2 separate regions of the Homo sapiens genome follow, and region 1 is linked to region 2. A link is an interaction called in ENCODE POLR2A ChIA-PET data of the cell type or tissue named here. Cell type or tissue: Caco-2. All regions are shown on one strand. Links, peaks and the distances in the headings refer to the core of each region. The heading gives the core; the rest is flanking DNA. Region 1 overlaps TRQ-TTG3-1 (tRNA-Gln (anticodon TTG) 3-1). Region 2 holds the start of H3C2 (H3 clustered histone 2).

Region 1 (5,381 bases), core at 279-5,278, 280 kb before region 2:
TGTCCTGCTTTTTGTGACCCATCCTTCGTTCGTCTCTTAAATCATCAACACACAGCGATCTGTGGATTTACTTTCTCATTCACGGTTTCTTCTTCGGATTAGCAAGTGTCATGTAACTCCTGACTGTCATTTCTAGCTTCTGAGTAGTATCATGTCCTTGTACATTCTTGGTCTTTTCTCTTAGCATCCACACTTCCCTGAGTTCCCAAAGGCAGCCAGGGTGTTATTTGAGTGCTCAGGGTGCTTAATGGTTTATGTGTCAGAGGTCCCTCCCGCGAATGTTTTCTTCTTTGGAAGCCCCTCAAAATGCAAGGATTTACATAAGAATTATAGTAGCAAGTGCCCCATGTAAGGGTCCCATAGTATATCGGTTAGCACTCGGGATGCTGAATCCAGGAATTTGAGTCCAAATCTCTTTGGGATTTTAGCAACATCTTGGTCAATGTTCCTCTGTGGTTCTCTTAAATCATTAGCCCACCTTCGAGGTGTACCCACTTGGCTGCAAGCGCTGCCAATCATCATGGCACTCTGTCCTAGAGAAAACTGTCTCTATCTACTGACCTCTGAAATTTTAGCCCTACTCCTATTTTACTTGATGTCTCTTTTTGCCTTTTTGCCCAGAGTTTCTCAGATTCTGGTAAGTTAGAATCTTGGCCCCAGTGATTAAGAGTTTGTTTTACAGCCCCCAATCTCAGTTTCTTCCTTTTCTAGAGCCTATTTAAAGCGTCCCATCTGCTTCTAAGCACTAACACTGTCCTTAAAATGTTTGGACTGCACAGCACTGCAGTTGTACACATCTTAGAGCCTCTGCCGTTTGTACTCAGTTGGGGCGCCATCCAAACTCCTTAAGCTAATGCATTGTCCACATTATTTGAAAGATTAGCTGGTATGTTAAAAGTACACATCAGTCTTTCAGTAGGGATTCAATTTCCATGTCCTGGTGACTTAATGGCTAGCACCTAGGCTTCAAATTTCAGTGGACCTGTCTCAGTTTTGGTGACCTTGCTCTTGAGTTTACCCAAATGGAGAAGCACACTTGGGCATGTATAGATAGTCTCACATATTTGCACTTCTTTTCTGGAGCAACATCCCGCTTCTTGCTCTTTTCTCTGGCTACTGAAAGTTGTCCACTGCCCATCACCCTCATGTATCCTAGAAGCTCTTCTTTTGAAAGCTTTGCTTTGCTTTGCTGGAGCCTGAAGTCAGTTAGACCACTGTAAGTTAATCATCTGCTGGGATGAGTAAAGGTTCATGTGTCAGAGGCCCCACCTATGACTTTTTTCTTCTTCAGAGCTCACTCCGAATGCTCTCTATGCTATCTCTGGACTCGGGCATGAATATGTGCAAACCACAAATTGAGTCATCTGAGAACCTGCATTTTTCTCCCTATGAGAAGCTATTAGTGTTCCTTACATTGAATCTATGCCCATTTTAAAGGTTAACTGACCAGATGCAATAGTATACAAGTCTTCCCTAGAACCTTTGTTATACAAAGATACCATGGTATAACGGTTAACACTCTGGACTCCAAATACAGAAATCCCAACTGTTGGTGGGACTCTAAATTCCTTCTGTTGACTCTCTCTACAGTTCAAAACATATCCTCCAGGGCTCTCAATGACAACAAAAGTGAGCTCCATGAACTCCTCTGGCCTCTAAAAATTGTTCCAGAAAAAAGCCCTGTAGACTTCTTTCTGCCTGTTTAGCCCTATTCATGGTACTATCTTAGTGGCTTTTTATTAGCTTCCTATTGCTTACCACAAATTTGGTGGTTTAAGACAATATGAATTTATTTTTTGTTATTTATTTATTTGTTTTTGAGACAGAGTCTTGCTCTGTCGCCCAGGCTGGAGTGCAATGGCACAATCTCATCTCACTGCAACCTCCACCTCCCGGGTTCAAGACATTCTCCTGCCTCAGCCTCCTGAGTAGCTGGGATTACAGGCACCCGCCACAAAGCCCGGCTAATTTTTTGTACTTTTAGTAGGGACGGGGTTTCACTATGTTGGCCAGGCTTGTCTCGACCTCCTGACCTTGATCTGACCGCCTCAACCTCCCAAAGTGCTGGGGTTACAGGCGTGAGCCACCGCATCCGGCCTATTTATTTTTTAAAATAGGGTCTTACACTATCACTCAGGCTGGACTGTAGTGGCACAATCATAGCTCATTGCAGCCTCAAACTCCTGGGTTCAAGTAATCGTTCCCTGTCAGCCTCCCAAGTAGCTAGGACTGCAGGTGCACACCACCATCCCTGGCTAAGACAACGTGAATTAAATGTTTTTTTGCAGTTTTGGATATCAGAAGTCTACAATAAAAGTATTAGCAGGGCTGTGTATCTTCTGGAGACATCATGAGATAATTCATTTTCCTGGCGTTTTCAGCTTCTAGTGGCCCCTTCCTTGCATCACTTCTTGCTTCTGTAGTCACATTTTCTTTTCCTGACTCTGAACCTCCTGCCTTCCTTTTATAGGACCCTCTTGATTACATTGGACCCACTTAGATAATCCAAGATAATCTCCCCATCTCAAAATCTTCAATGAAATCCCATCTGCAAAATTCCTTTGACCACTTAAGGTAACATAAGGTAACTTATTCACAGGTTCTGGTGATTGGTTGTGGACCTATTTTGGGGGTCATTATTTAGCCTACCATACCCTTTATTAATAAATAGCAGGCATTTGTTAATGCTCTTTAGATTTAATCTATTGGTCATGGCTTTTTTAAAAAAGATAATGTATAGATTTACACCAAGCTTATACACAAGTCTTTCAATAGGAGAATCTTATGGAAAGGGTCTATGATGTAATGATTAGCATCTGAACTCAGACTTGGCAAATTTATGGCAATGATGTCTTGTATTTTTACATTCTCAACTATACTCCCTTTCAGCCATAGGATCCACTGCTCTCTGGCTGATCAGGCCTTCCTGCATGTATTAGTTATCTGTTGTATAACAAATTGCACCCAAATTGGCAGCTTAAAACAACAGACACATATCTCACATGAGATATCATGAAAGTAATATCCTATCACATTTTTTATATTCTGTAGGTTAGGAGCAGGTCACTAGATCCAGCCAACATTCAAAGGGAGGAGTTTACACAGGAAGTGTGGCCACCACACTGTTAAACACTGTAAAGACCTCAGGGCAGAATAAGCCCTAATTGGAGCTGGTCTAATGCTATGACTGATATTTTGCAGACACCTTCTTTTGCTTGGTCAGGAAGTGCTGTATTGGGAGCAATTCCTGGTACCTTTTGGATTGGGAAAATTATCTCTTGCCTCACCTTTTTAAAACTAGTTTTCCATTGTGTATCTTCCTTTATGATCAAGCCAGTATTGAAGAGCTTGACTGCTACTCTCTTTTAATATCATGACTGAACAAGTGAATTAGAATCTATAGGGATAATGCCCTGACATGAATCCTTCTCAAAAGTTCCCTATGGATTCAAATGTGCAGCATGGAAAACCACTGAGCTAATTTTCCCCTGACCACCCTATTTAACTTGCCACCACTCCTATGCATATACCATCCTCTGACATACTGTGTATTTTGCTTTTTTTTTTTTGGTGAGACAAGGTCTCACTTTGCCATCCAGGCTGGAGTGCAGTGGTGCAATCTTGGCTCACTGAACTTCGACCTCCTGGGTTCAAGCGATCCTCCCTCCTCAGCCTCCTGAGTAGCTGGGACTACAGATGTGCACCGCCACGCCCAGCTAATTTTGGTATTTTTTGTAGAGATGAGGTTTCACCATGTTGCCTAGGCTGGTCTCAAACTCCTGAGTTCAAGGAATCTGCCTGCCTTGGCTTTCCAAAGTGCTATGATTATAGGTGTGAGCCACTGTGCTTGGCCTATATTTTGCTTTATAAGTTGTTTATTGCTTATTTCTACATAATTAGGTTTCACCAGGGCAGGGAATTTTGTGTGTGGCATATACATTTGTTCTTAGAACAATGCCTGGAACATACGCAATGCTCAATAAATATTCATCAAAACATTGAATGAATCAAAGAACTAATGAACCCTTCAGGTCCAGGTTTGTTTATCATGCTTTATAATTTCTAATCCAAACACAATCAAGACCAAGCAATAGTTTTTCTTTTCAGAACACTTTAGAATTTGTTGCTAACTGAAGCTTTAAAAAAATGAAAATTCGTACATTTCCTGGCCTGCTATGTTTTGATGGTGATTTGATACCTAATATGTCTGATATTTGTTAGGTAATTCCTTGGTAACTCCCTAGGGGATACAGTTTGAATCTTGATCATATTCTTAATTGCTTTGCTTTGCTTTGCTTTGCTTTTGAGACAGGGTCTTACTCTGTCACTCTGTTACCCAGGCTGGAGTGCAGTAGTGTGATTATGGCTTGATGCAGCCTCGCCCTCCCAGGCTCAGCTGATCCTCTCAACACAGCCTTCCAAGTAGCTGGGACTACAGGCACCAGCCACCACACTCGGTTAATTTTTTGTATATTTTGTGGAGTCGGGGTTTCGTCATGTTGCCTAAGCGATCCTCCAGCCTTGGCCTCCCAAAGTGCTGGGATTACAGGTGTGAGCCACTGTGCCCGGCCTTATTTTTTTAATGCTACATCATGTCAAAACACACACATACACAATATTATTGTTTTTGTAATTTTATTGGGTATAGGTGAGAAAACAGCCCCTGGTATCCAGGAACTGGTCTGACCGTATTCACTAGGCCTGCATATTGTCAGGAATCGGCCAGGCAGTCACTGCTAAGTCATGGGGTTCTTCTGTTTTGCCTAATTTCACAGAACATTAGCATCAGACTGACTTCTCTGATTGTGATGAAATGAGTCAGAAACAACCAAAGAAAGGTTGGACATGGTGGCTCATGCCTGTAATCCCAGTACTTTGGGTAAACCAAGGTGGGTGGATTGCTTGAGCCTAGGAGTTTGAGGCTAGCCTGTGCAACAGAGTGACATAGTGAGACCCTGTCTCTATAAAAATAAATTTATTTTTTTAATTTAGAATTTAAATGAAATACAAACAGATAATAAAAATGACAACACTAAGTATCATTTTCATCACATTTCTTTGTGCAAAATAAGCAAAAACAAAACAAAAATCCCTCAGATGGCCCCACGATTCTTTAAGATACAGTCCAAACTCTAGGGTCTGACACTCAGAACCAATCACAATTTGACTGTAACCCATCACTTCAACACTTTACCAGTCACCCACTTGGGCTTCTAGGAGAGACAATGGTTATTTCTCAGATGCGTTAGTGCCATCATATGGCAGGCATCCCTCTGGGAATCCTACCAGGGAGTGTCCAGGAATGCAACAACAGACATACCTGGTTTAATGATGGTGTTCATATACATGACCTAAGAAAAAAGACAAAATCCAATTTGATT
Region 2 (5,381 bases), core at 106-5,105:
CACAGGAGAGGAGACTGGTGGTTAACACCATCTAAACAGACTTTGTCACAGCTGTCACCTATTCTTTGAAACACCCATTTATTTTTCTCCAAAATCATATACTCTCCCCTAAGTTGCCTACATCCCCCTTCTTTCTCCCTTATGAATCAAGAGAGCTTATAAGCTTCTACAGTTCACTGGGATTTGGGGTATTCGCTTTTCTTCCCTCCCACTCCCCCTCCCCTTTTTTTGTCTTTGAGACACAGTCTTCTGGCTCTGTCGCCCACGCTGGAGTGTGGTGGCTCTATGTGAACTCACTGCAACCTCCTCCTCTCGGGTTCAAGCGATCCTCCCACCTCAGCTTCTCGAGTAACTGGAACTACAGGCGTGCACTACCAAGCCCGGCTTTTTTTTTTCTTTTTCTCCCCCGTTTCTTTTTTGGTTATTTTACTGGAGACAGGGTTTCTCCATGTTGTCCACGCTGGTCTCGAACGCCTGACCCGCCGTCCTCGGCCTCCCAAAGTGCTGGTATTACGGGCATGAGCCACTGCGCCCGATTTGAAGGACCTCTTAAATATCTATTTAGAAATTGGTCGGAGTCCACTCCTTTCCAAAAACATGAGTCACAATCCGGGAAAAGCACGAGCGGCTGAAAGTCAAAATAACCAGAACAAAACCTCCACTCATGCTTAAAAAAGGTATTTTGACAAAATCCTAATTCGGCCAATTATTATTAGTATTCAAGTCGAAGGCTCGTCAAGCCAGACTGGGGATTGGGTCAAACATAAACCTTACACCAGACGGAAGGATTACATGCAAATGAAGGATGCAGATTCTGATTTCCCATTGGGTATTTGACATTAGCCAATGGGAGAATTCCTCACAGCCTACCTCCAGTCAGTATAAATACTTCTCTGCCTTGCGTTCTAATGTAGTTTCATTACATTTTCTTGTGGCGATTTTCCCTTATCAGAAGTAGTTATGTCTGGTCGCGGCAAACAAGGCGGTAAAGCTCGCGCCAAGGCTAAGACTCGGTCTTCTCGTGCAGGTTTGCAGTTTCCTGTGGGCCGAGTGCACCGCCTGCTCCGCAAAGGCAACTACTCCGAGCGCGTCGGGGCTGGCGCGCCGGTGTATCTCGCGGCGGTGCTTGAGTACCTGACCGCCGAGATCCTGGAGCTGGCGGGCAATGCGGCCCGCGACAACAAGAAGACCCGCATCATCCCGCGCCACCTGCAATTGGCCATCCGCAATGACGAGGAGCTTAATAAACTCTTGGGGCGTGTGACCATCGCGCAGGGTGGCGTTTTGCCTAATATTCAGGCGGTGCTGCTGCCTAAGAAAACTGAGAGCCATCATAAGGCCAAGGGAAAGTGAAGAGTTAACGCTTCATGCACTGCTGTTTTTCTGTCAGCAGACAAAATCAGCCTAACAGCAAAGGCTCTTTTCAGAGCCACCTACGACTTCCATTAAATGAGCTGTTGTGCTTTGGATTATGCCGCCCATAAAGATGTTTTTGAGGTGTTTTTAATGGCTTTGAGTGTGGCACTTTTAGTAATTTGTCCTGCAGAAATTAGATCCATAGAAACCTCAGGAATTCTAGGTATGTGGGAGAAGTGCCATGCAGCACAAAACATGTTTACAGGGGTGATTCGCGTTAAGTTTCACACACAGCAGTTACTACATTTTAGAGGAAGGAAATTATACCCATGAGTGCATTCCTAACTATCTTGAATGGAAGTGTTAAAACCCGCATGCCCCACACAAGTTTGAATATGTCATACCATTTGCTGTAGCAATTAATGGCATACACAATTGAGAGCACACACATTACCACTGAACATTTGAGTATGTATTTCCCAAAATGAGCTTTTTTCCAGTTTGGGGATGTTTTGCTTTGTTTTGGGGTGGAGTCTCCCTCTCGCCCAAGCTGCAGTGCAGCGGCGTGATAACAGCTCACTGTAACCTCGAACTCGGGCTCAAGCGATCCTCTTGACAGCCTTCTGAGTAGCTGGGATTACAGGCGAGAGCCGCCACGCCCGGCTAAGAGCATTTTTCTAATTGCCCACACTTCTTATGCGACACCCAGAAAAATACAATTTTAAATAAAGCGCATATGCAAATTTCCCTAATCGTCTCCAATATTCTCTGATTTCTTTTTTATATTTTAACTAGAAACAATTGGAGGTTTCCGCGTTGCTTTGTGTGGTTGTAAATTTTAAGACTTCAGGAAACTTTTCCAGTACAAGACTTGTCCACAGTGGATATAGCAGCTAAGGGGTTAACAAAATGACGTCAGAGTAGCTACGGTAATGGGCAGGAGCCTCTCTTAATCTGCAACCAGGCACAGAGATGGACCAATCCAAGAAGGGCGCGGGGATTTTTGAATTTTCTTGGGTCCAATAGTTGGTGGTCTGACTCTATAAAAGAAGAGTAGCTCTTTCCTTTCCTCCACAGACGTCTCTGCAGGCAAGCTTTTCTGTGGTTTTGCCATGGCTCGTACTAAACAGACAGCTCGGAAATCCACCGGCGGTAAAGCGCCACGCAAGCAGCTGGCTACCAAGGCTGCTCGCAAGAGCGCGCCGGCTACCGGCGGCGTGAAAAAGCCTCACCGTTACCGCCCGGGCACTGTGGCTCTGCGCGAGATCCGCCGCTACCAAAAGTCGACCGAGTTGCTGATTCGGAAGCTGCCGTTCCAGCGCCTGGTGCGAGAAATCGCCCAAGACTTCAAGACCGATCTTCGCTTCCAGAGCTCTGCGGTGATGGCGCTGCAGGAGGCTTGTGAGGCCTACTTGGTAGGGCTCTTTGAGGACACAAACCTTTGCGCCATCCATGCTAAGCGAGTGACTATTATGCCCAAAGACATCCAGCTCGCTCGCCGCATTCGCGGAGAAAGAGCGTAAATGTAAAGTCACTTTTTCATCAGTCTTAAAACCCAAAGGCTCTTTTCAGAGCCACCCACTTATTCCAACGAAAGTAGCTGTGATAATTTTTTGTTGTCTTAACAGAACAAATTTCTAAGGACCCCCCCGGAAAGCATTAGACTATGGTCTTAAAGTTGATTAACAGAAATAACGGTTTGGTCAGTCTTGCAGTGTAGGTTATTTCTGACCTTATTAAGGTGCTATTTGGAGAGAAGCTGTGTAAGTCCACTATCATTCAGGCCTCTAGCTTGCTATGATTAGCATTTGTTTAAACAACTTTGTAAGAGTAAGGGAAAAATCTGGTAAGTAGTTAACTGGCGCTTACTAGGCATTTTTGCAAAGCTTTGAAAAGATTAGAAAATTGTGTCTTGCGAGTTCCAGTGTCTTCCTCAAAATGCTTAGGAAGATTTTCTCAGCTCAATACATAGTCCCCTAGGTTTTCTCATATATTATATATATATATATATATATATATACTGTTAAATTCATTTGGCTGTTAACATTAACCTGAAATTTATTCTGGTGCAAAATGTGAGGCAGGGATCTAACTGGCTCTCATTTTATCCATAGCTAGCTACCCACTTTAAATCTGTCAGTCTGTCGACCAAGCATAATTTAATCCCTTATATATGAATTTTTATATGTGTGGCTTTGCTTGTAAATAGTCTATCTGGTTGCATTGCTTTGTCTCCTCTAGGACTATGCACCATGACATGCCACATTCTTTTTTTCAGTACTTCTTGCCTGTAGTTATTAAAATCTAGAATTTACAAGTTTTAACCATTTTCTTTCTGTTGATCTTGCTTTTCGGTTTTGGAGGTTGGGGATTGAGTACTGGAAGAAAATTTAGAGGGATGGGAATACTGTACGCAAACAAAAGTAATATTTACTTTAAAATTTTTATATTTTGTATTTTTTTATCATATAGCTTTTACATCACATTTTACAGACTAACTTTAGAACAACCACAGAATGTCCAACATTAAAACTACTAATTCCAAAGACCTTGCCTCACATTCTTTTTTACAATAAATATTTTTTACACCTAACATTCTTTCTTGGCCTACATCTAGAATGTAAACTGATGTACCATACTAAAATCGCCTGACCAACTGTCAACAACAACAAATCACACACACAAAAGATTAAATTTGAATTGCATCGTTTACTTAAATTCATTTGTGTTCCAGCTTTTAATAAGGCAGTTTTTGGTTTATAAAGTAATATTTGCATTTTAAAAATTATGAAAATGAATATGTCAGTTTGTTTTATGATTCGTTTTTCTTGACTCTTATACAAGCGACTCTAACTGGCATAGACATTTGTTATCCACAGACAGTATAGATATGTTAGAGATGCCAATGGACTTGGTCTATGCCAAGGTGACTACTCACAAGCTCTGGGCCCAGCTGAAGGTCAAGTATTTTTTTTCCAGTTATAGATGTGCTGGATCTGATGTATAGCGCTTGACTTTTTATATTTTCTTTATCTGTAGGAAACAAATGTGTTGGAGGTACTGGGTCTGACGAATAGCATAAAAGAATAAAGTTACATTACTGTCTGAGGATCAGATGGACAGGGGGTGGTAGCTCAGTCCAGCTATTTTCCACTCCCTCACTTACATTCTTTGCCCCCTCCTCAACAGAACAAGGATTCTGCTGTAACTCTTCATTGACAGTTGATATTTAAAAATTAACGAATGGATGAAATTCTCATTTGTGAAAGAAAATTTATTGAGCATTTTGTATTTGTGAGTAGTGCAAACATTTTAATATTATATTAAGAATCTATTGTTTTGTATTAGAGGAGTAATTAAGGAGAGATTGGAGACAAAAAGGGGGTGTTGTTTGCAGAATATACCATCCAAAAATAGACCACTGTGGGATCAGGATTCTTTTGAGCTAAAGGCACTTCAAAAACAGCATTCAAGAAGGGAATTCTTCTAAACTTTTCTTTCTGAAAACAGGAGATAAAAGTTCCAATGTGAAAAATGCTCTGCTTGTACCAGGTGAAAAGACATATTCTTCAGCCCAGAGGCATAGATGAGATAATTCTGCACAAACACAGCAGGGAGTCATAGCCGAGAGACTTCTATACACAAACAAACCTTGTTAAAATAATCATATATTCCTTTAATCTCCTCATATGGTTTACTTTCCCACAATTGCCTCTCTTTAACTTAATGTGAAAGCATTTAGCTTTTGCCATTTCTTTGGGGCTTCACTTTTTTATGAGGGTTCTCCTGTCCCATAAAATTTACATTAAATACATTTGTATGCTTTCATTCTGCTAATCTGTTTTATGGCAAATGAATTATCAGGTCCAGCTGGAGACCCTAACAGAGTAGAGGTAAAATTTTGCCTCCCTACAAGATAGAGATTGTGTGCATTAAATGTTGTTTGTTCCCAGTTGTTCAGTTTGTCAGGCCTCTGAGCCGAAGCTAAGCCATCATATCCCCTGTGAACTGCACGTATGCCTCTA

Evidence for each region. ChIA-PET counts read pairs that join two places held together with the same protein. Peaks named below come from ENCODE experiments on the same cell type or tissue, not always from the same donor. Only the 100,000 strongest peaks of a DNase experiment are listed, where the experiment ranks them.
Region 1: POLR2A ChIA-PET joins it to region 2 with 11 read pairs; 3 of 35 experiments call an interaction of 5 or more read pairs at or near these places.

The regions. Positions count from the first base shown.
Region 1 is chr6:26,305,816-26,311,196 of GRCh38, reverse strand. It overlaps TRQ-TTG3-1 (tRNA-Gln (anticodon TTG) 3-1), which reads left to right; the gene lies at 1. Among named protein-coding and RNA genes, the nearest start is that of TRQ-TTG3-1, 2.8 kb to the left of the region's middle. RefSeq lists cis regulatory regions at 1-138, 1,227-1,341. In Caco-2, for the core only: no CTCF peak of the experiment used is centred there; no DNase peak of the experiment used is centred there.
Region 2 is chr6:26,029,148-26,034,528 of GRCh38, reverse strand. It overlaps H3C2 (H3 clustered histone 2), which reads left to right and starts at 2,430. Exons shown (of 1, transcript NM_003537.4): 1 at 2,430-2,940. The coding sequence starts at 2,469. The coding sequence ends at 2,879. It overlaps H2AC4 (H2A clustered histone 4), which reads left to right and starts at 911. Exons shown (of 1, transcript NM_003513.3): 1 at 911-1,437. The coding sequence starts at 961. The coding sequence ends at 1,353. RefSeq lists enhancers at 384-433, 474-533, 837-1,466, 2,404-2,523, 2,564-2,793 and 1 more and a silencer at 954-1,053. In Caco-2, for the core only: no CTCF peak of the experiment used is centred there; DNase peaks (open chromatin) are centred at 998, 1,964 and 2,348; H3K4me3 peaks cover 2,815 bases.